3 separate regions of the Homo sapiens genome follow, and all the other regions are linked to region 1. The links are chromatin loops, found by intact Hi-C in ENCODE. Cell type or tissue: endothelial cell of umbilical vein. All regions are shown on one strand.

What was found. A loop is a pair of places that touch in the nucleus more often than their neighbours do. Peaks named below come from ENCODE experiments on the same cell type or tissue, not always from the same donor. Only the 100,000 strongest peaks of a DNase experiment are listed, where the experiment ranks them.
Region 2: a loop joins it to region 1, with 9 times the contacts of the local background. A loop is called at or near these places in 3 of 110 quality-filtered maps.
Region 3: it touches region 1 in a loop (5-fold over the local background); 3 of 110 quality-filtered maps call a loop at or near these places.

The regions. Positions count from the first base shown.
Region 1 is chr1:200,072,123-200,080,122 of GRCh38, forward strand. The region is part of intron 5 of NR5A2 (nuclear receptor subfamily 5 group A member 2); the gene reads left to right. Among named protein-coding and RNA genes, the nearest start is that of NR5A2, 48 kb to the left of the region's middle. RefSeq lists an enhancer at 394-967. In endothelial cell of umbilical vein, no CTCF peak of the experiment used is centred here; DNase peaks (open chromatin) are centred at 769 and 4,219; H3K27ac peaks cover 3,467 bases.
Region 2 is chr1:200,176,157-200,184,156 of GRCh38, forward strand. It overlaps NR5A2 (nuclear receptor subfamily 5 group A member 2), which reads left to right. Exons shown (of 8, transcript NM_205860.3): 8 at 1-1,259. Among named protein-coding and RNA genes, the nearest start is that of NR5A2, 150 kb to the left of the region's middle. In endothelial cell of umbilical vein, no CTCF peak of the experiment used is centred here; DNase peaks (open chromatin) are centred at 2,385, 3,375 and 4,795; H3K27ac peaks cover 2,118 bases.
Region 3 is chr1:200,228,876-200,236,875 of GRCh38, forward strand. No RefSeq gene overlaps it. Among named protein-coding and RNA genes, the nearest start is that of LINC00862, 140 kb to the right of the region's middle. In endothelial cell of umbilical vein, no CTCF peak of the experiment used is centred here; a DNase peak (open chromatin) is centred at 3,156.

The sequences.
Region 1 (8,000 bases):
TACCAGGAGTAAATCTAGGAAAATTAATTTTTCTGTTTTTAGGTGCTTCTAATACTGGGAAACCCTATTGGTTTCAAAGGGAACTTCTAGGTGAGACCATTTTTAGAGAACTTGTATTCCAGCAAGCAATTTTTTATGGAGCAGAGGAAGCATTTTTAATTATTATATATTCTAACCATATTATATAGCAATCAGATAAATTTAAAGTTATAGTCTGTTGATTAATAAATTCATGGTGGGTTGGCTATAATAGCAATTTTGCTTCAGTATCTAAGACAAAATTTGAATGATTTGAGAATGCATGATTTACCTCATAATGTGACACCCTTTTAATCAAAACACCCGAAGGCCAAATAATTAGATCTTGTATAAAACTTGGAAAGAAAACACCGTTGTATACCCCTACCCACCATTGAAATCTGTTTTTAGTTAATAAGGAAGTGGGAGTAAAATATTTGAGTGAGCCTATATATAGGCTCTCATGTATTAAAAGAAAAGCTATTTACAACTGATTTGTTGCTAAATAAAATCTTGGATGAACACTTTTAATTACTAAAAAGGTAAGGTTACAATAAACACAGGAAATATAAATGAATAAAGTGTGCACAGAGTCATGCTGCTTTCAGGACTATAAATAGCACCTCCATCTCTGCTACTATTATTAGCAAGTATGAACAAAAGAAGATGTCCAGAAATAGAAAGGGGAAGAGCATCTCCATGAGCCTTGTATTCCATGGCATAGGAAATGTTTCTAGCAAGCCCGTGAATTTAGAGGGTTAATTGATTTTTAGAAAGGACATTTCCATGCTGTCAATTTGCCAAGGAAATTCTTTTACCAGCATGTTTGTAAAATTGGCAGGCTGATGTTTCCTCTAGGTGACACAAGATGTGATGAAGAATTTTATCTTTACTTCCTTACGAAAATCAGCGTTGATTGCTTGCCTTTTTGTTAACTTATTTGGTTACTATTAGTTTGCATCTACAGAGGATCAGTTAACATAGTTGAAACTGGAAGAACTAGTGCATCGTGAACAGCCCTGAACCAAAAGTCAGGTTTCAGTTTCACCTGAGCCACTAATGTGCTCTATGACTTTGGTCAAAGCATTTACATACATATATATATATATATATATATATATTCCCCTTTATATATATATATATATATATATTCCCCTTTATATATATATATATATTCCCCTTTATATATATATATATATTCCCCTTTATATATATATGCGCACACATACTGCTGTCCCTTGATATCTGTGGGGGATTGGTTTCAGGACCTTCCACAGATATTAACATCTGAGAATGTTCAAGTCTCTGGTATAAAAATGGCACAGTATTTACATATAACCTCCCATGTACTTTAAATCATCTTAAAATTATAATACCTAAGAGAGTATAAGTAGTTGTTACACTGTATTGTTTAGGGAATAATGACAAAAAAGTCTGTACATGTTTAGTACAGACACAATTTGTTTTCCCCAAATACTTTTGATCCATGGTTGAATCCACGGATGTAGAAGATACAGAATCACAGATACGTAGGCCCCACTGAAACACACACACACACACCACACACACACACATATGCACACACATCTTCTCTGAGCCACAGTTTCTTGATTAATTAATATAGCAAACATATATGGAGCGCCTCAATATGCCAGGCACATTGCTAAGCAGCAGGGATACGAAGTCGGTTAAGATACCCAGTCCTTGCTTACTAGCCTCGCACTGCTGGGAGACAGACTTTTGAACCTGTAATTAGAATGGGCAATGGGTGTATAACAGAGACGATAGCTGTTATAAGAACACAGGGCAGAGCTTTTCTGTCTGTGGAGGGGGCACCAGGGAAAACTTTGCAGAGATGGTGCCATTTGAATCAACTCAATCTTAAAGAATTCCTCTTGAATTTTTCTTCAAGACTGATTTGGATGAAAATGGCTATACTTGGTCCTCGTGAGGAATCAATGACATAATAAAAGTATGCTAAAAAGCATAAAAAACAATATAAATAGTCTATTAGTAATGAAATGATTCATGGGCATGAATATTACAGATCTAGTTCTAATTTTTGATTGCCTGTTTATTAATGTTTTTTTCTTTTTGATAATGAATTATGAGTGCAGTTATTTGAGAACTGATTGTAAGACTGTAGTTAAAAGTGGGAGAGGCCAGGCACAGTGGCTCACACCTGAAATCCTAGCACTTTGGGAGGCTGAGGTGGGAGGATTCAAGACCAACATAGCAAGACCCTGTCTTTAATCTAAAAGAAAAGAAAAAAAAAAGAAAAAAAAACAAGAAAGAGAGAAAGAAAGAAGAAAAAGGGCCGGGTGCGGTGGGTCACGTCTGTAATCCCAGCACTTTGGGAGGCCGAGGCGGGCAGATCACAAGGTCAGGAGATCGAGACCATCCTTGCTAACACAGTGAAACTCCGTCTCTACTAAAAATACAAAAAATTAGCCAGGTTTGGTGGCGGGTGCCTGTAGTCCCAGCTACTCGGGAAGCTGAGGCAGGAGAATGGCGGGAACCCAGGAGGTGGAGCCTGCAGTGAGCCGAGATCACACCACTGCACTCCAGTCTGGGCGACAGGGCGAGAGTCCATCTCAAAAAAAAAAAAAAAAAAAACACGAGAGAAACACAAATCTCAAACACTTTAATTTTTTTTTTTTAAATCACTATGGACTGGAATTAAAAAAAAAACTTCTCCAAATATGGATATATTTTCCCATAAGTAGTCATGATAGACTGAATGATTATTTTTTAAATAGTTACATTTTTAGGGGTTTACACGTGAAATTATGAAGATATGGAATTTAGTAATAATTCTTTTTAAAAACATGTATTACTTATTTATAAACTATATGTGTATTCTGGTGAAAGATTGTCCTCTAGGAAAAATAAGTCTTAGAATTATTTCTCTCCAGTAGGAATTTATTATTGTCCTATCTTCAGCCAGACAGCTCTGTGGTAATTTCATTTGGTGATCTCTTTAATAAATATTTTTTGGAGTGCCTATTTTGTGTGATGCCAAATGAAGTAAACAGTGTTTTATGTAATATGTTCCAATATATATTTTTTAGAATGAACCATTTACCAAGTATACATAAGTCAGACATTGACTGCATATCCCACTGAACATTTCCATTAATATAAGTGGAAAAAGGAAAGCCGCTTTGCAAAAAAAGGAGGCTTTTTTGCTTCAGCAATATGCAAATTAATTTGAAGCATGCCAGTAGTTTTAATATAGGTTGATTCAGAATTACCATTGTGAATAACATTCACTTCTATTACTGCTTTTGTTAAAACTAAGCGCCAAAAAAGGAAGCCTCTTTGCTTCAGCAATATGCAAATTAATTTGGAGCATGCAAATAGTTGCAGCATGCAAGTAGTTTAGAATTAGACTTTCATTAAAACTAAGTGCCACACAGAGAAGAGGTGTAAAACAGAGTAGTAATCTGTTGCGTGCACTTGAAGGGTTCTTGAAAGACGTGCATAAACCGTTACCGTTGTAGCACAAGTTGAGCAGCAAAAGCCAAAGTCGCACATCTGTGTCTTGTCGCCACCTCTCCACTTATCCACTCATGCTGGCTTTTCTCCCAGCAGCTCTTTGCCCTCCTCCTTTTAACACTGTGGGCTGAGGTGAGGATGTTCTAGTCAAGAGTCTTTACGAGCCTTATATCGCCAGGCTTTCAGAAAATGTGAAGCATGGTAGTGTGAATTTAGAAAAAATAAAAGTGTGTATAAAAGCTCTTCTGTTTTCTTTTCTTTTTTTTTTGTTAAGAAACAATAGTGTTTATTTATCATGTTTTGCTTAGAATTCCTTTGGTATTCTGTTCTCTTGATTTTAACAAGAAGCTAAACTCAATAACATCTTTTAAAAACAAAACAATTTTCGGTTGAGGGTGGGTGAGGAAGTTATATGAAGATTGAGTGGGAACCTCAACCCAAGGACATAATAGACAAGAAACAGTTTTTTTCCTCCCCTTTCTTCAGAAGTAGTCTTCCGCATGGTTTAATGTGCTAACATAACCCCGGTTCCAATATTTCAAAAGATACAGAACTTCCCAGCATGATGATAAAGTTTTCCTGTGTTCCAATAATAAAACCTCAACGTACCAGTGATTTCCAGTTCCTTTGTGGCTCAGCAACTTGTGAAGACCAACTAAGTCCTAAGTACCCAGCCTGCAGTATCAGTGTGGGAGTCGGAAACAGATGTTCACGGGACAATGCCATTTGTTGTCACTGTCGATACTATGTGGCAACTTTCCCAAATGAAATTGTTTGTGGATGGAAAAGAATGTAAGCAGTGATTCATGCCCAGGAATTTTTTTTTTTTTTTGTCTGCAGGCTAACCGTATCTTATTTGTTTTAAATCGCAGAGCATTAGTGGATTAAAAATTTTAGGTTAACTTACTATTATAGTATCTTTTTCATTTTTTGTCCTGTACTTCTAAAAGGAGTGACTAATTTAGGTAGCTTACTGAGAATAGTAAATACCTTACTTGATTTGAGAATTCAAAAGCAGCTGACATCTTTTCAGATTTAGTGTTTTAACTATTGAGTAGGTACAGAGTTGCCATTTAAATGAACAGCATGACTTGCTTAGCATTTTTGTTAATAATTTGGAGGTTTGGAGAATTCAAAATAAACATTAAGTAGAAACATATTTTTTGGTAATAGGTGGCATTGCATGATCTTGGTTTGAGATTTTCATAAATATTACAAAGGAACTTCCACTAACTCACTCACTGTTAGAGATAATAGATTAATTTGTATAAATTAAATATTAATTATAGAGAAGTTTAAAATGTACTTAAAATGAATTTGATACAACAAAGCTACTTAAAAGTTAGGTAGACCATGTCATGTGACATGTATACAAACTATCCTTTTTCAAGAAAAAACCTAACAAGCGTTTAAGGCATAATATCTACTACTTTAGTGCCGTTTTTATAAAACATAAATTTTAATCTACAAATGAAAGTCTTTTAAACATTTATTCATACCAACAGATGCCTAAGGCCAGAATTATAAAATGTTTTATGTTGTTTTAAAAACATATGTATTTCTCATAATTAGGTTTCGGCATCACAGAAAAATTATTTTAAGGGTCATACAACAAAATCTGACTTTTAAACAACAGCCAAAGGAAAGATTGGTATCACATGTAGAGGAAGAGGTCCTTAATTAAGAAGCAAATTCCGGAGTTTCAGTAACTCATTTTCACTAGCTAATGTTTAATAAATTGTATTAGGTTAGTGCAAAATTAATTGCGGTTTTTGCCATTAAAACCACAATTAGGTTGGGCTGGGTGGCTCAAGCCTGTAATCCCAGCACATTGGGAGGCCAAGGCAGGTGGATCACCTAAGGTCAGGAGTTCAAGACCAGCCTGGCCAACATAGTGAAACCTCGTCTCTGCTAAAAATACAAAAATTAGCCAGGCATGGTGGTGGGTGCCTGTAATCCCAGCTACTCGGGAGGCTGAGGCAGGAGAATCGCTTGAACCTGGGAGGCGGAGGTTGCAGTGAGCCAAGATAGTGCTACTGCACTCCAGCCTGGGTGACAGAGCAAGACTTGGTCTCAAACAGAAACAAAAACAAACAAACTGGCAATTAATTTTGCATCAACTTAGTAGTTGTGTGGTTCCGTCTTCCTCGGACTTCTTTTTCTCATTTGCAAGATGGTACGTCAGTCTGGATGACCTTTAGGGCTCTCGCAGTTTTTGATTCTAGTTTAGGGCTTTGACTTCTGTTCTCTAGCAGTCACTGTTAACATTATTTGAGTATCTGATGATAGCTTGTACTAATTTTCCCAGAAAAATGCATAAAACAGAAATTTTGCATGCAATCCCAGGGCTTCATGGACTCATTGAAGCCTAGTGATAGTCCCAGGTAAAGAAGCTAGTTAAAGAAAGTTAGTATCCTCACGTTTCTGTGAAGATTCAAGCAAGCATTTCAAATTGCTCCAAACGTGGGCATCAGAACTTTCTGATTATTAAACAAAGTTGATTGTTTTTATTTTCTAACATATCTACGTTAGAAATTTGGCATTGATACCAGCACACTTGGAGAAGGCAAAAACACATGAGTTGGTCCACTAAAGACTTCAATAGCACTTGGAAAGAGATACTCGTGTGTGTTATGTATGGCATGTCAAGGGAAGTTACCTACATCCCAGCTACCTTGCTTTAGAACAGGAAAGGAATGAACTAAGGTGCACTTGCCTGTCTCAACCAGTGAATCAAGACTGATTGTTTGTAGTTATTTTAATTTATGAAAAATTCAAAATTTAATGCTACAGAAAAGACAATGGGCCTAGGGAGGACTATGTTAAAGTCTTGTTCATTTTCTAGACCCAACAGAGAATACTTGAATGCACAGAACAACTGAGGAAAATCATACTTTAAGTAACAAATACAAACTAGAAATTAATTCTTTCATAATTAAGACTATTTCAACTATTAATTTTCTTCCAATATACCCCTCTACTTTTTTTAGCCATTTATGGGTCATTCTACATTTTCTTAAGTTCTAATATGATCTGGAGAATGTCTTGGACTTCTTTAAAGTAACTTCATGCATGTGCTCTCATTAGATCCTTTATTTACTACCTTACTTTAATGTTATACATAATACATAATAAACATGTGAAATTCATTTTAATGAATAGTGTAAGCCTCAAAAAATTTACTTAACCACTTCTTTGACCTAGCAAATTTATAAGCGATAGTAAAACTTTCCTTTTACCTTTACAATAATAGCTTTTAAGTACTCAGGCTGACAAATTCTTCATGGACTCACTTTTATGTTTTTCAATTTCTATTAATTTCTCTGTATTAAAGTTGAATTAGATGGATTTATGTTGCCTATTCCTGGCATTCATAGCAACTATAAGGCATGATCAAGAAAACAGAAATTCTAATCCTCATGTTACAGAAATGGCCCCAATTCTACTTGACAGAAATGATTTCAATTAGGGAGTCTCTGGGCTACCTTTTCTGTTTCACCAGAACAAATGTTATTGATATAAGGGGAAATCCTTGGATACCATATAACCTGCTCACTCTATGGAGCAGAGTTACTTAGAGTGCTCCGAATCCCATCTTTGATCTCTGGCGATATTTTTCTCTGTTATGTCACTGAGGTCACCTGGCTCATGTGTGACAAACTGCCTGCATAAGTCACAGTGCCAGTGGCAGAGATTTGTAACCATGCCCCTGGTCCATTGCCTTTGAATTATTTCACAGGCCCGCTGCTTTACATTTACACTCTGTCGGAAGATGAACAGGGGAAGGGAGTAAAATCAAGGGCAGGGTCTCATCCTGAAGGACAAGGGGAAACAGGTGGAAGGTTAATGGCCCTGGAGCGATTCCACAAGCCTCTCAGGCTTGATATATGGGCCTGGGGCCTAAAACGGGCATTGGCTTTCAAAGATATATTATTTCATTTGAGGAGAGACATTCTGGAGTTCCTGCATTTGTCTGCTGATAGATGATCCTCTGTCCACAATTGGTTATGGCGTGTGAGTTTTCCTTGGGCCTGCTCCCATACATAAAAATTTTGCTGAGCTCTCCAACCTTTTGCATGCCTTTAGGAATGGGACCGGTGCAAGCCCACTGGCAGGCTGTTGGATTTTTTTGCTGCTATTTTAGTAGTTCCTTTTGAACCGTGAGGCAAGTGGGGAATGAAAGACACTTCTGTTCATTCATACATGACTTGATAAGGGTGGCCTTGTTATAAAAAAAAAAAATGGTGAAAGGGATGTTAGGAATCAAACATATGTGTCATTTTGGGAAGACAGGCTCAGTCCAAAATTTAGTCATTTGGGTTTCAAAAAGTTGCTTACATAAAAGCTAGATACTATCAAATAGCTTTTGACTTTATTACTGTTTTGCACTCCCCAGGCTTTTAGCAAATGGCTTACTCTATTTTTCTTTATTATTTCCAAAAAGTTTGAGGTGATTTGGAGAAAGAAGGAGAACAGACAGTTGG
Region 2 (8,000 bases), 100 kb after region 1:
TGTAAATTATGTGACTTGTAGCTTCCTCTGGTTTTCAAGTAAACTCAACAAGGTGGAGTCTTACCTGGTTTTCCTTTCCAAGCATTGTAAATTGTATACCAAAGATATTAGTTATTACTTCTGTGTGTACAAAGAGGATTATTTTATTATGTTTATTAATCACCTCTAATACTCATCCACATGAAGGGTACACATTAGGTAAGCTGGGCGTTGACTCATGCGCAGTCTCAGTCACCCGTGTTATCTTCGTGGCTCAAAGGACAATGCAAAATCGCCGATCAGAGCTCATACCCAAAGCATTACAGAGAACAGCAGCATCATTGCCCTCCCCAGCTGAAAAACAAGTTGGCTAGAAGATACATGGAGAGGAATGGTGTGGTCAACAGTTAATGAAACGGTTCTATCATGCATGTGTAATGTGGATGGAGACAATTATAAGATTTGACTATAACTATTTGGAGGGTCTTTAACATTGCCAAAAAAACAAATATGTTGATTTTTATTTTATTTTATTTTTTATTTTAAGAGGCGGGATCTTGATCTCACATGTTGCCCAGGCTGGCCTTGAACTCCTGGGCTCAAGCATTCCTCCTGCCTCAGCCTCCCCCATAGCTGGGACTAGGGGTGCATGCCAGCATACCTGGCTACGTTGACTCTTAAAATCTATGTTCTCTTATTTTAAAGATACAGTGCTCCCCACTGAAAATTAAACCTAAAAAATGTCACATATTGGTATGTTGTTAACCTGGTAGATTAAATCATGAGAATGATTAGAAAGACGGGCAACACAGCGGGTTACATCCACACTGCTGATCACACCAACGACAGGAGCTGATAAGCAAGAAAGCGTCACAGCCAGCGTCTGTTCACCCAAGGTTGACAAGTGAAGTTTCTCTAATGTTGATTGTTAGCCGATTTGTAACCTGGCATTTACTTAGCAACTGCCTTATCAATTACAGGATTTGCCGGTAAAAGCAGACTCAAATATAAAGGTTTTTGGCTTAACTTGGTTTATTATAGTTGCTCTATGTTTGTAAACAGACAATCTCTAATGTCTGATTATTTGTATCACAGATCTGCAGCTGCCTTGGACTTGAATCCATGCAATGTTTAGAGTGTGAAGTCAGTTACTTGTTGATGTTTTCTTACTGTATCAATGAAATACATATTGTCATGTCAGTTCTTGCCAGGAACTTCTCAACAAAATGGAATTTTTTTTTTCAGTATTTCAATAAATATTGATATGCCCAGCCTGATAATTTTTAAAAGTTTTTATGTTGTCCTCATTCTATCGGATACTAAAGCTTCTAAATAAGAGACTTGACTAGGAGTGAAATCAAAAGAATCCCACAGGAATAGATACTTTTCCCTTTAGATAACTTCTAGAGTGGTTGGCTGTCCTTCCATGGATACCTGAAGCATTAAATTCAATCTGAGCATCATCTCTACATGTGAAACAAAGTATTTTATATCATTTACTGTTATAATCAATAAGCAGAAAAATCTTAATAGCATCTCACTTTTTTGTAGAGCTTATGTTGTCCTGATAACTTTCCCAAGTGCTTTCTTAATTCACTTGGTCCTCAGAACAGATCCAGGAGGTATTATTATTCTCATATTAAAGCCCCTTGCACAAAAGGATTTGATACACTAGTCAGAGGAGTAGCGGGAATTTGAACCTAGGCAGTTTGACTCCAGAATCAACACTCTTAAACACTACACCATTCTGTCTCTAGACCAGGAGGACACTTCAGATTTGCTTCAAAAGGCAAAGATAGGCCGGGCGCGGTGGCTCACGCCTGTAATCCCAGCACTTTGGGAGGCCGAGGCGGGCAGATCACCTGAGGTTGGGAGTTCAAGACCAGCCTGACCAACATGGAGAAACCTCGTCTCTACTAAAAATACAAAATTAACCGGGCATGGTGGCACATGCCTGTAGTTTCAGCTATTTGGGAGGCTGAGGCAGGAGAATCCCTTGAACTCGGGAGGCAGAGGTTGCGGTGAGCTGAGATCGCGCCATTGCACTCCAGCCTGGGCAACAAGAGCAAAACTCAGTCAAAAAAAAAAAAAAGGCAAAGATATTGGAGAAAATCAGACATCAGGTCACCTCAAAGTATATAGATATTTATCAATAACCCAAACATAAAGCCTTTATACTTTATGGATGTTAAGCCTAAAAAGTAAGATGCCCATGTTCTAGAAATTAGCCTCCTTCAGTACCATTGTGGCTTTGCAGATGTTTAAGGCAATAAAATAACTATGAAATCCATTTTCAAAATTAATAAAACCTCTATTACAAAATAGTGTAACAGCCACAAAACACTTAACAATGTTTAGGAAACATTACGGTCCAGCCTCCCACTTTACACTCCACCCTTCCCATCCCTACTCTGGGCCAAGATAAGCAGGAAGTGCTCATTCTTTCCCAAGCAGATGCCAATTTTTCTTAGGATCCTACAAAAAGATACCATGGAGTCCAACCCAAAATACTGCACTTAGAGTCCAGTGAGTATGAAACTTAAACTTATTTTATTTTTATTTTTATTTTTGCCCAGGCTGGAGTGCAGTGGCACGATCTCAGTTCATCAACCTCTGCCTCCAAAGCTCAAGCAATTCTCCCACCTCCACCTCCCGAGTAGCTGGAACCACAGGCATGCACCACCACACTCAGCTAATTTTTTATTTTTTGTAGAGATGAGGTCTTCTTATATTGCCCAGGTTGGTCTCGAACTCCTGGGCTCAAGTGATCCTTCTGCCTTGGCCTCCCAAAGTGCTGGGATGACAGGCATGAGCCACTGTCCCTGGCCAAAACTAAGATTTTTAAGCAACTAAATAGCGGGCTACAAAACGCATCCCCCTTTTCAACCTGTAACTAGAAAGAACTTTTTAAATTATTCTTGCTGACATTCCATGAAATATGAAAATACATATTCATATTTAAATGAACTATAATTATCATACAGAACAGTGTAGAATTTGATAAATATTTACATATGTATACATCCAGGTAATCATCACACAGGTCAAGCAAGATAAAGCACATGGATTTTAAAAAATGTTTTTATAAGCGGTTATATACTTTAAAAAAAAAAAATTGGTGGAGAGAGCGTTTCTCCAAAGCCCAACCTGGCAATTGGCAGGGCTCATTCTGATGAGTACAGAGGCCTCCCTTCCACGCACGGAGATGCTAAATCCATCAGCATGAGGCAGCCTCTAAGAAAAACCGGCCCATGCTGATATGCATTTGATTGTTATATCTGATATTCAAAATAACTTTGAAGAGGTTCGTACTTTTAACTAAGTTTGACGTTCAGTTTGAAGCCATCTCTGATGTATATTTTTATGAGAAACATGTGGAAAGTTTGTTCAACATAACGCAGGTCAAAATGCTACAATACTTAGTGATTTTGACATTTCCCTGGAATAATAAAGACCAATTTTCCTTAACACTGAACAGGAAGTGTATAGTTTAGTCACTCAAAATAAATATTCTTGCAATGCTTTATTGCTGTTTCATGTAGGCATTTGTTTTATGTTAAGTTAGGAATTAATAATTCAGTGACTAACAGACTGTGATTGTGGTTTTGTTTGTAGAAAAGCTAAGAACCAATCTAAGAAACATTGTATGTTTGTTGCTGGAAAAGAGAGAAAGGGGCAAAGGGGGATGAAATTAGACTAATTGCTGAGTATTCCCTTGAGTGAGTTTGAAACTAAACTATCAAGAAGGGAGGAGGCTTGAAAGCACTGGAGTCTCCATGCCCTTCCTGAGTTGATGGGAGCACAGATCAGACCTGAGTCGGCCCCAGAAGGCACTGGGGATCCTGGTCCAAGCTCCATAGACACCAGATCAGATCCCAGACTGTTCTTAGGATCATGTTAGTCACAGCCAAGGAGAGACAGGAGTTGTCCTTCCAAGGAGACAAGGTGTGGATGCCTGATTCGTGTCTAACTTTTACTTTGCAGAGCACGCCCACTCTCTCGTCTCACCTGACCCAGCAGCAGCCCCCTGTCCTCGGTGGGCTTGGGCACCCTACCCCTCAGAGTGTGAAGCCCAGCCCAGGGAGCTATGCGTGGGCTGGGGCCTCTCAGTACTTTAGTAACAGGAATTGAAGTCCCTCCCGCTCCCCTGCCACCATGGACATCTCCCGCACGGAAGCCGTCACAGGCTGTTCTTCCTCACCTCTCCTTCTTCCCACATGGCCTCAGTATCCAAGCCCTACCAGTTACTTTTCCTATTTTTCTCCCCAGTCAGTCTCCCCCTTCCTTCCTTGCAGATTTGGAGCAGGCCTTTGGCATTTCTTGCCTTGAATTATGCACTAGCCTCTGGGCTGATCTGCTATCAATCTGAACATACCCCAAACCTCACTCCATAGAGCACCCAGAGCCATCTCCCTAATTCAAAGCTGATAATGTCATTCGCTCACTTACAGTCCTCCAATGCCTGGTATTTTCAGGAAAAAGTCAACTCCTACTATGGCATCCAGGTCTTTCCTGGCACAGCCTCTGCCTACCTTCCCAGCCTCTGCCTGCCTCCCAGCCTCCCCTTCCAGCCTCCTTTCCAGGCCCACTGGTGTATCAACCACACCATGAGCACAGCCTGCTCCTTCCTGTTCACTGTTCTCCAATGGTCTAGCCAAAAAAAACCAGGCTTAGAGAAGCCAAGGCAAGGAGGCTGCCCCTCCCCATCCAGTACACCCCCATCTCTGGGGCCCCCAGATGTCTGATGTTCATTATGCTCTGGTCTCATTGTGTTTGTTTCCCAGGGTGGCCCTTCTAAACTGTGAGCGAAAGGTCAAGAGCAGTGACTCAGTCATTTATAAACCACTGGCCCAGTGCCTGGCATAGAGCAGGCACGGCACATGATTTCCACAAAAGAATCGAAGTTTCCCGAGTTGTGGACCATACTGCTCCCCAGTGGTCTCCTTGACTTGACCATGTACATCTTCATGGGGCCCAGACTGGGATAATCCAGTGTCCATCCAATATGCTCTTCTATCTCACCCTGTATCACAAACATATTTTATGTTTGCTTCAGGGGTGATTCACATGTGTGACTGCATGTCAGCTCCCACTCTAAGTATGTTGTTCATCCAAAAACTAGACAGTGAAAGTGGCATCACGCCATTCATATGAAATGTTTAGCGTCATTACACAACATCAGAAGAAAGAGCTGCGAAGGGGATTAGAACTGTGCTTTGTGGCTCAGAGAGTAGAAACCCGTAAGGTAGGTAAATATTTTGAAGGGGAAGATTTTGACACAATGTGGAAAAAGAAAGCTTAATGGTCAAAGCTGTCCAAAAATGGAACTAACTATATTAGAGGCTGGTGACCTCCTAGGAACTGCTCCACCTGAGGCTGGACCTGACAACAGTGTTGGGGATGTGACTCCTACATGGAGTGGCTGGGTAATGTTTAATGACCCTCCAGAACTGACAGTCTAAGATTCCAGCAGGGCCAACAAAACAGACAGGTCTAAACCTTCAGGAAGGTCCTCTTTGCTCACTTCTCCCCGCAGGGAAGATTTGCTTGTGCTATTAGAGTCTGCTAGAATGGCGAGATACTGAGAGGCACAATCCAACCAACTCCAGAGACCTAAGTATATAAGGGAGAAATTCATGAAGCTTGTTTTAGTATTTATTTATGATGCATGAGAAAAATCACAGCCTGCCAAACATGTTAGACCAATTCATGTTTACAAACAGGAAAGAGTTAGCATTCTGAAAATGTGTCTACCTTTTGGAAAAATTGTATTCCTGTCTTTGCCTCTGCTTCTCCAGTATCTGATATGTAGTGGGAAGAAGCTCATGGTCAAGGTGCTGGTTCCCACATGCATATACCTCCTCTGTGTGAGGGTCAAAAACATTCTCTGGTTAGATGATGTCACCTAGGAACATTGCTGGTGCTTGTCCTCCCAGCCCTTCCTCACAGCTCACCCCACCATCTGATGAAAGACAGCCAATTGAAAAAGTTGCACTGGGCTGGGCGCGGTGGCTCATGCCTGTAATCCTAGCACTTTGGGAGGCTGAGGAGGGTGGATTACCTAGGGTCAAGAGTTTGAGACCAGCCTGACCAATATGGTGAAACCTCGTCTATACTAAAAATACAAAAATTAACCAGGCATGGTGGCATGCACCTGTAGTCCCAGCTACTGGAGAGGCTGAGACAGGAGAATTGCTCGAACCCAGCAGGCAGAGACTGCAGTGAGCCGAGATCGCGCCACTGCACTCCAGCCTGGGCAACAGTGCAAGACTCCATCTCAAAAAAAAAAAAAAAAAGAAAAGAAAAGAAAAAGTTGCACTGGAGAAACCCAGAACATCCATAAAAATGTCTTAATATTTTTATTAATTTTATTTGTATTAATTAGTTGAATAAAAACAATGTATCCCATATCCAATATTTCTCACTTGAGAAATATTAATTGTTCCAGGCAATGATCTAGTTGAGGAAATGACCCAAAGAACACATACTAGAGAGATTTCATGAAAATAATAGCATCTATGTTTAAGCACTACGTGCTGAGTTTTGAGTGCGATATGCTATGGCAGACAGTTATCTCCCCAAAATGTATCCTCTCTTTTTTTCCTGGACACACAGCTGCCCAGCTGAAGACTATATTTTCCGGCTTCCTTTGTAGTGAGGCACGACCAAGTGAGTAAGATGGGGCTGTGGCAATGGGATGTGAGCTGAAGTGACAAGCATACCTTTTCAGTCTTCTCCATCGGTAAAAGCGAGTCACTTTCCTTAGTCGTTGGCGCCTAGCCCTTTCCCTGGCTGGACCCGAGGTGCAGACAGCAATCCAAGATGACCAGTGATTGAAGAGCAACAAGAAAGCTGTAACCTTGGGTCCCTGAATGGCCTGGTAGTGTCCACAGACCAGCCTCAAGTGACAGAGAAATAAACTGCTCTCTTATTTAAGCCACTATATCTTGGGGTCTCTTTATTTCCAAAGCTTAGCATTTACCTTAATATGCAAACATGATTTCATTTAATCCTCATAACGACCCCTTCTTGTGACTATGAAAACTGAAACTTACAGACGTACATAACTTGTTCAAAGTCCTGCAGTTAGAAAGTGACAGAGTGAGGGTTCAAAAACAGTTCTGATTCTAAACCTCAGGAGTTCGGAACCTGAACCACTTAGCTACAGTGTCTTCCTGAAAGCACACACCAAGGTGTCCTGTAGAGTCAACATTCACTCCAACAACTGAGCATTTTCTTTAGGACCTAAAAGAAGCAGGCTGGGCATGGTGGTTCATGCCTGTAATCCCAGAACTTTGGGAGGCTGAGGTGGGCAGATTACCTGAGGTCAGGAGTTCGAGACCAGCCTGGCCAACATGGCAAAACCCCATCTCTACTAAAAACACAAAAATTAGCCAGGTGTGGTGGCACATGCCTATAATCCCAGACACTTGGGAGACTAAGGCAGGAGAATCACTTGAACCCAGGAGGCGGAGGTTGCAGTGAGCCAAGATCACACCACTGCACTCCACCCTGGGCAACAGAGTGAGACTCTGTCTCAAAAAAATAATAATAACAAATTAAAAAGAAAAGAAGCAATAGTGACAGATACATTTCTAATAATTGCAACACCAAATAACTAGAAATTTTCTTGACCTTAACAAGAGCCTAGACAAGCACAGTTATAACCACAGACATCCAAAACAAGGGTCAGCTGCTCAGTGCCGTGGGAGCATTGACAACACAGACATTCTATGAGTCTTACATAAATGAGAATTTTGAGGTGGTGACCTTTATTTTCTATACCACCTCAACGGGAAACATTGGCATAACCACCACTTATTAGCCCTGACTATGTTGTAACTATAAGAGCTATACTAATTTTTATACCTTGGTTTGATTAGTAGTTTCCCTGTTTATTTTATCACAAAATCACTTGAGCCATGTTCTCTATACATTAATTATTACAGACTACACAAATAGAAAGCAATTATGTTAGAAGAGAAAACATGTTGTGTCGATCATTTCTGCTCACATTACTT
Region 3 (8,000 bases), 160 kb after region 1:
CAGCTACTCAAGAGGCTGAGGCACGAGAATCGCTTGAACCCAGGAGGTGGAGGTTGCAGTGAGCCGAGATGGCACCACTGCACTCCAGCCTGGGTGACTGAGTGAGGCTCTGTCTCAAAAACAAACAAACAAACAAACAAACAAACAAAAAGGATCCATGTATTACATTATTAAGTGCAATTAACACATCTTGTAAAAACCCACCCCTTTACTCCATTCACACGGCACTATGCAATCCCCATAATAAGCTCTGTTCTCATTCAAATCCTGACCCTGGCTTAGGTGATTCCTCACCAAAATGCTGTCTTTTCATCCTTTGTCTGGCCAATTATTACTTGTACCTCAAGTCTCAAATTAGGCTTTGCTTACCCCAGGAAGCCTCTCTCAATAGTCCAGCGCTTGACGAGGGTAGATGATTTTCCTACAGCCCACTGCGCTTTTCCTTATCATACCATCTATCACCCTTCATCGTAAATGTCTGCTTCCTTCTCAAGCCCCCTCCCCAGGCTGAGGTTTCTTGGGGACAGGTACTCCATCTTTCTTACTACTATACACTCAGCACTTAACAGTGCTGGGCACATAGCAGACACACTCACTACATTTTTCTGGAATAAGTGAACATGATGTACTCAATTTTTAGTACATACAATGAGAGGAGTGGGGAATTATTCCTACACAAATAGCTGAACCTCGATTAAATTCTGCTCCCCGTCATCCAGCATGTTCCAGTTCCCTGTCCTCTCTCCATTCCTTAAAGAGACATGGCTGGCCTGGCGCGGAGGCTCACGCCTGTCATCCCAGCACTTTGGGAGGCCGAGGTGGGTGGATCACCTAAGGTCAGGAGTTCGAGACCAGCCTGGACAATATGATGAAACCCTGCCTTTACTAAAAATAAAAAAATTAGCCGGGCATGGTGGCACGCACCTGTAGTCCCAGCTACTCGGGAGGCTGAGGCAGAAGAATCTCTTGAACATGGAAGGCAGAGGTTGCAGTGAGCCAAGATTGCACCACTGCACTCCAGCCTGGGAGACAGAGAAAGACTCCATCTCAAAAAAAAAAAAAGAAAAAGAGAAAGAAAGAAAAAGGAAAAGAGAGACATGGCTCTTTCTTGCCTAAAATTTCATCCTCCAGGTCTTCATATGGCTGGATGTTTCTTGCCATTCATATCTCAGCTTAAAGGTCAGTGAGGCCTCCCCTGGCCTTTCAGTCTAAATGCGCTACCGAAGCATTGGGTATTGTTTCACCTGTCACACTTCTCTGCATGGCTCATATTACTACCTGATCTTTTATTTCTACATTTATTGTGTCACTCCACCATCATTAGAATGTTAGCTCAATGAGTGTAGAGGCTTCTCTGTCTTATTCACAGCCATGTCCCCAGAGCCTAAAACTTCATTGGCACATAGTAGACGCTGAATGAATGAATGAATGAATGAAGGATTGAAGTATCGAAAAATTTAAACAATTAAAAATCATGACCCAGCACTGTGGGAGGCCGAGGCAGGTGGATCGCTTGAGCTCAGGAGTTTGAGACCATCGTGGGCAACATGGAGGAACCTCATCTCTATTAAAAATAAAAAAAAAAATCCCCCAGGCTTGGTGGCATGCACCCGTAGTCCCAGCTACTCAGAGGCTGAGGTAGGAGATTTGCTTGAGCCCAAGTTCAAGACTGCAGTGAGCTATGACTATGCCACTGCACTCCAGTCTGGGTGACAGAGTAACACCCTGTCTCAAAAAAAAAAAAATTCATGAGGCCAGGTGTGGTGGCTTATGCCTATAATCCCAGCAGTCTGGGAGGCCAAGGCGGGAGGATCACTTGAGGCCAGGAGTTTGAGACCAACCAGGGCAATGAAGCAAGACCCCATTTCTACAAAAATTAAAATAATAAATAAATAAATAAAGTCATGAAAAATTCCAGACATGCTTAAAAATCAGCTAGAAAAACCACTAGGTTTACATGACACCTACTGATAATAACATTATTCACTTTGCATTCTTTTACACCCAAGTCACCCTGGAGTATACTAAGGCTGTTACACTCTGAAAGGAAGGAATAAACTCTAGGTGACATTCAGCAGCTGTCCAGGTGATGGCTGAGGAGCTGACCTGGTAGAAGGGGAGCACTCCTTGGAGAAAGGATCTTCTACCTGTACCTGAGCACATAAAGAAGTGAGGATCTACCCAAAGAAGCAAAAAGGAATCTCAATTCCTGACAAGGATCGATGTCTAGAATGGACAAGTTTCTTAGCAAGAAGAACTATGGAGAAGTTGAGTTCTTACAGGAGCCAAAAGGACTTGAGTTTTACCAGAGTATCTCAAATCAACCAACAGGTTCAGAAATTTGTACTCCTAGGTATTTCCTGGATTTTGTGAGACATAAATGCAATATCTAGATACATATGCCTTCCACTAGGGAGACATTAGAAACCTTTCTCCTCTTGGAACCTGTCCACAGGTTCCAAGACCTGGAGCAGCACCCAGGAGATACAATGGCATGAAACTCCTGCTCTGAGGACAATCTTTGATCAAGATTACAAAACACATCACTTTTGGAGCTTAAGAGGAAACCTTTTATCCCTCCAAAAGCATCCAAAACCCTTGAAAGTTACAAGGCACAGGAAAAGTCACTGTCACAACCCCTGAACTAGTAATGGTACAATTATAATTACCCATCCCAAGCTGAAATGAGTGATACTGCATGGACTGACCGGGGTTTGAATCCAGACTCCTCCACTTACTGTGTGAACTTGGCCAAGTTCCTTAACCTCTCAGAGCTACTATTTTTTCCATCGGTTATAAAATAATGGAATAATACTCTTTCAGGGTTATTGGCAGGGCTAAGTGAGCCAAGGTGTATCAGGCCCTTAGCAAAAGAGAAAAGGCTTAATCATTGGTGACTATTGTAATTATTGCTGTCATTTGTAAATAAAAGTGGTTGTTATAGATAAAAATATTGGAGACTAGAGAATTGTGGCTCAGAACTTTTAGTTATGTGAATCCATTTACAAAAGAGCTACCAAAGAATAGTTCAAAGTCCAAAGCTCAGATTGCTACATGCTAATTCTTTGCCATACCCCTTTTTGAGAAATCTCTTTGAAATTTTGGGTATATAAGCTAATATGGCATGTTATGAACAATATGTTATTGCTTCTCTAAAAGGAATTATATTGTATATCCGCAGGATGAGACTCACCACTCTTAGGCTATAATTAGTTCATGTCCATTAAATAGCAGTTGCACAACTTCCTAGTAATTTACTGGTAGCCTAAATTATAAGGCTGCTATTTGAAAATGTTTTTGCCTGAGTCATTTTTCCCTCTCAGTCTCACTTAAGTCTGGGTCTCTTAAACTAGAATAGGAATTAGCTGCTTTTTGCAGATCAGAGAACAGATTCTGAAATCATCCATATTACGATATCCTAAATTTCACCAAGGGAAAGAGAAAGTTTATGTGACAATCAAGAAAGATTATGGCAAACAAATTCACATGGAATTGGCTTTAACAAACCTTTTTCATACCTCCTCAGAAACAACAGTTGTAAGAAATATCATTAGTTTGTGTGTGTAAGAAATATTATTAGTTGGTGCATGACATTTCATGTTAAATTGATTATAAAGACATCGATTAGGTACAGTGTACACTGTTGAGCAATAAAATTTAAATCAATGACAGACGCTATCCAACAATCTTTAAAGAGAGCAGCATCACTTTTTAATAAGAAGAAAAAAAGGAATGCTAGGATTGATATCACTCTCAATGCCATTGCAAGAAAATACACTTTTGAAAATCTTAAAAAGATACATTAGGAAAGTGAAAAGCATAGCAATCATTCAAAAAAGAAATAGTATCATATAAAAATGAAATGTATTTGCATTTATTCAGAGAATCTAAAGCAAATCAATACTACATCAATTACAGGTACTAGAAATTGAACAGTAGCTGGTTAACAAAAGAGCATTTACACTATTCTTTAACATGGCATTGGACAACATCACCACAAGCACAACCTGAAAATTGAGTGAAAAGCAAACACACTGATTGTCCTATCTGATCTGCACCCATAAACTGTATCTGATGAATTTTAATGACATTAAAAAAACCGATGGGTAACAATATATTAACCCATCAGTGATAAGGGGCTGACTGGAGTCAAAGCCCCTGCACTTAAGGGTCAGACACCTGTTTAGAAAAATACCACTGAGATGGTCAAGAGGGGCCTTGTTCTCAATATTCTCCATCAACTCTGCCACACTTGTACAAGTTTCATTTACATTTTCTTATCCAATTACATCTTGCTCAATTCCTCACTACAATTTATAGCAAACTTTACAAAGCTTTTGACCTGTATCATCTTATTAAGCTTTTATGAAAAATCAATGGAGTTCCATCATCTCACGAGGCTCTTCCTCACACAGTTGTCAGTGTGAGTGGAGAAGTCTATTTATCCCCAAATCTGGAGAAGAGGTACTTATTTACAAGCTAGGCTCCAGTACGTAGGAAATTATTTTATTTTTCTAAAATACAACATTTTAAAGAATTGCAACCTTGTAAAAATGAGCCTGAAAGGAAAACAAAAACAGCCAGTTTTTAATCTTCTGTCTTTCTTTAATGTGCTCACGGGCTCTTCCCAGAATAACGCATCATTCTCTGGACCAAGAGAACTCAGGAAGCCGACATGCCGAGACAGCTGAGTCACTTGAGAAAAAGAGAGAGACCTGCCGATCGCCTCCAAGAAGAGAAAGAAACTGTCCTGGAGCCCAAGGGACATGCCATGCTGAGGAGCTCAGACACACACGCGCCTCCCTGCCTCACCCACCACTTCCTATGGAGGGCTTTTTTAAAGGTTCGCATTTTTAAGGAAGAAATGGCAGGCTGTCTCTTATTACTTTGCCAATCAACAACGTAAACCCTTCTCTTCCTCTGCTTCCTCTCCGAAAGGTACCGGATTGGGTTCCAGAAATTTTTAAAGAGAAAATTCAAGCCAATTTAATAATTGAGTCAAGAACTAGTTGTAGAGGCCCAGCTTCTCATCCTGCCCAGATTCACTGAATGGCAAATACTCCACACAGCACTGTTTTCCACCTGCTCCCCTGAGCCCAGGATCTGTGCATGAGGCCACCTCCGCCCGGACCCCTACACATGGCTGCCCTATGGGTTCCTCACACTCAGTTTGTCCAAACCTGACCTCGCCGTCATCTCCCCAGCCTCTCTCTACAGATAGTTCAGTGTTCTTACTGCCATTCCCCTGGTAACTTGGGCCAGAAATCTGAAAGCCAGCCTAGAATCCTCTTACCTTCCAAATGTTGCATGAATCTGTACCCTCTCTCCCCACCCTACTCCTGATCACCAATTCCATCTTTACAATCAACACAATAGCCCCCAAAATCTCTCCTACACTATCACAAATTGCTTCCCAACTGCTCTTTCTGCCTGCCTTCTTGGCCATATAAATGCATAATAGACTCTGATAATCTGGCTAGAAAATGTAATTCTGACCATACACTCGTCTCCACTGCAATCCTTCTGAAACTCCATCAGTATCAGTCACATTCAGCACAAGGCCCAGCTTTTGTGGGAAGCCAAACTTCTCAGTCATGGGCCTACAGCTGCCATTTCCTGAAAGCTCTGTATATACCAGGCCATGGGTTTTTGGTTTTCCACATAAAATGCTTCCCCACAAACATAGGGAATCATAGACTCCTTGCAAAAATGACTCCCTCTCGAATCCTAGGATTTGGAGACTTCAGTTTGGTTTCTGTTCAGATTGAAAATACAACAAATGACAAGGAACTCTGAAATCCACACAGTATCTTGCCTTTGCCAATAGCCTCTGCCTCCCCTTCAACTTTAAGAACTGTAGTGACCTATCAGAGGGAGAAGCAGAATGCCTAGAAACTCCACCAACATGTAAGCATCAACCTAAAGACTCTACAGGTGGCCAAGGCAAAGGCTCCAAGGAGATCAGAGAGTTAGGAAGACACAGCAGATCCTAAATAATGAGCTAATTTCCTCCTACAAAAATGCAGAAGAGCAGTGCTTAGGCACACATGTTGGTGGCAGTCAGACCTGGGTTCAAGTTCCCCTCTGCCATCTACTAAGTATGAGACCTTGAGCTACATAATCTGTGAGCCTTAGTCTTGTCACTTGTAAATGATGATGTTCCTAAGAGTGTAAAATTCTCAAAGGTTACTGGAAAGACTAAATAAGGACTTGACATCAAACCTAGCACAGAGAGCTCAATAAATGCAGGTATTACTAATATTGTAAACATATAAGCTCAATAAATGCAGTTATTACTCATATATTAGCACATGACCTAACAAGATTTCCTACAAGTTATCATGATTCGCTGTACTCAATAATACCCTTTTTTCTCGATGACCTATTTCTTATGTTACTTTTCTTTTCTTTCTTTTCCTTTTTCTTTTTCTTTTTTTTTTTTTCTGAGACAGGATCTTGCTTTGTCACCCATGCTAGAGTGCAGTGGCTCACTGAAGCCTCAAACTCCTGGGCTCAAGGAATCCTCCCACCTCAGCTTCCCAAGTAGATGAGACCACAGGCATGCACCACCACAACCAGCTAATTTTTTAAATTTTCTGTAGAAAAGCAGTCTTCCTATGTTGCCCAGGCTGGTCTCCAACTCCTGGGCTCAAGCAATCCTCCTGCTTCAACCTCCCAAAGTGCTAGAATTATGGACGTGAGCCACCTCACCCAGCCCCTGTGTTGATTTTCTCAACCCACTCTGTAGCATGCAAAATAACCCTGCTTGATATAACCAGAGAGTCAAACAAAAGTTAAGGTGCATTTTCCAAATGACCCAAGAATCTTTTTTCAAACACCCCTGAAGCTTGACTCTTTTCTGGATTCAGTCCTAGCCCTTCTTTTCTTCTCATGCTTCACGGTGTCTTTGGGAAGCTCATCCACTTCCACAGTATGGTGTGCCTTGTGAGTTAGCTATCTTTTTCCTTTTCCTGACAGAATGTCAGTTCTCATTCAACCGTCCATCTCTCCCTCATGTGCCTAGAACAGTGGGCCCACCCAGAGCTTGGGAGGTGGGCCTGGTCTTAGGCTAATTTGTCTTCTTTGCCAGTGACAGGTTCAGGAACCGCAGTGATCTGTTGACCCAGTAAATTGATTCAGAAATGGGCATGGGACCCATGGTCAGTGTCCTGGAAAAGGCTTCTGTGCATTGTTCTTTTAAGAGAGACATTTCAAAATATGGTCTCTTTTCTGGGGGGCATTGTTGAATGCACCCATTGATGAGGCGTGGAGCTAATGGAACCATCAGCCCCCAGTCAGAGGAGAAGGCAACACAGAGAAGGCATGCAGAGGCCAGAGGACATCAGAAAAGCAAGGCTGGAGCCCCAAGTGAAATAAGACTGACCACCACCTTACCTCTGGTGCCCTTTAATTTTTCTGAGCTGATAAATCTCTTCTGTTTTTTGGGTTGTATTTCTGCAATTACTTGCGGTCCAAAGTACTCTGATGCATATGGCTTCAATTGCCACCCATAGCTGATGAGTTCAAATTTATATCTCCAGCAAGAACCGTTTTCCTAAGCTTCAATCCCATATGCCAGATACTAAGTGACAAAGCACCAACACTTCAAAGAGAAACTGAGCTCAGTGTCTTTCTTCAAAAACCTGCTCCCGCTCCTACATTCTCTATCTCAGTTGATTACCACCACCACCCACCCAGAAACCCTAGCCAGAATCCTAGGAGCCAGCTGTGACCCTTCCTCTCTTGCAGTAGATCTTCTCCCTGCCACCCCCCACCACGTCCAGTGGATCACCAGATCCTGCTGCTTGTACCTTCTACATCACTAATCCATTGTTACCATCTCTTCCCATCCTCATTGCCGTTGCCTTAGTAATATCCTCATCATTTCTCCCCTGGATTAATACAAAAGGGTAATCCATTTCCCCACCCCAGCTTCTCACCATCCAATCCAGAGTTATAACAACAGAATTCTTGAACATGTGTGCCAGGCACTATTAAAG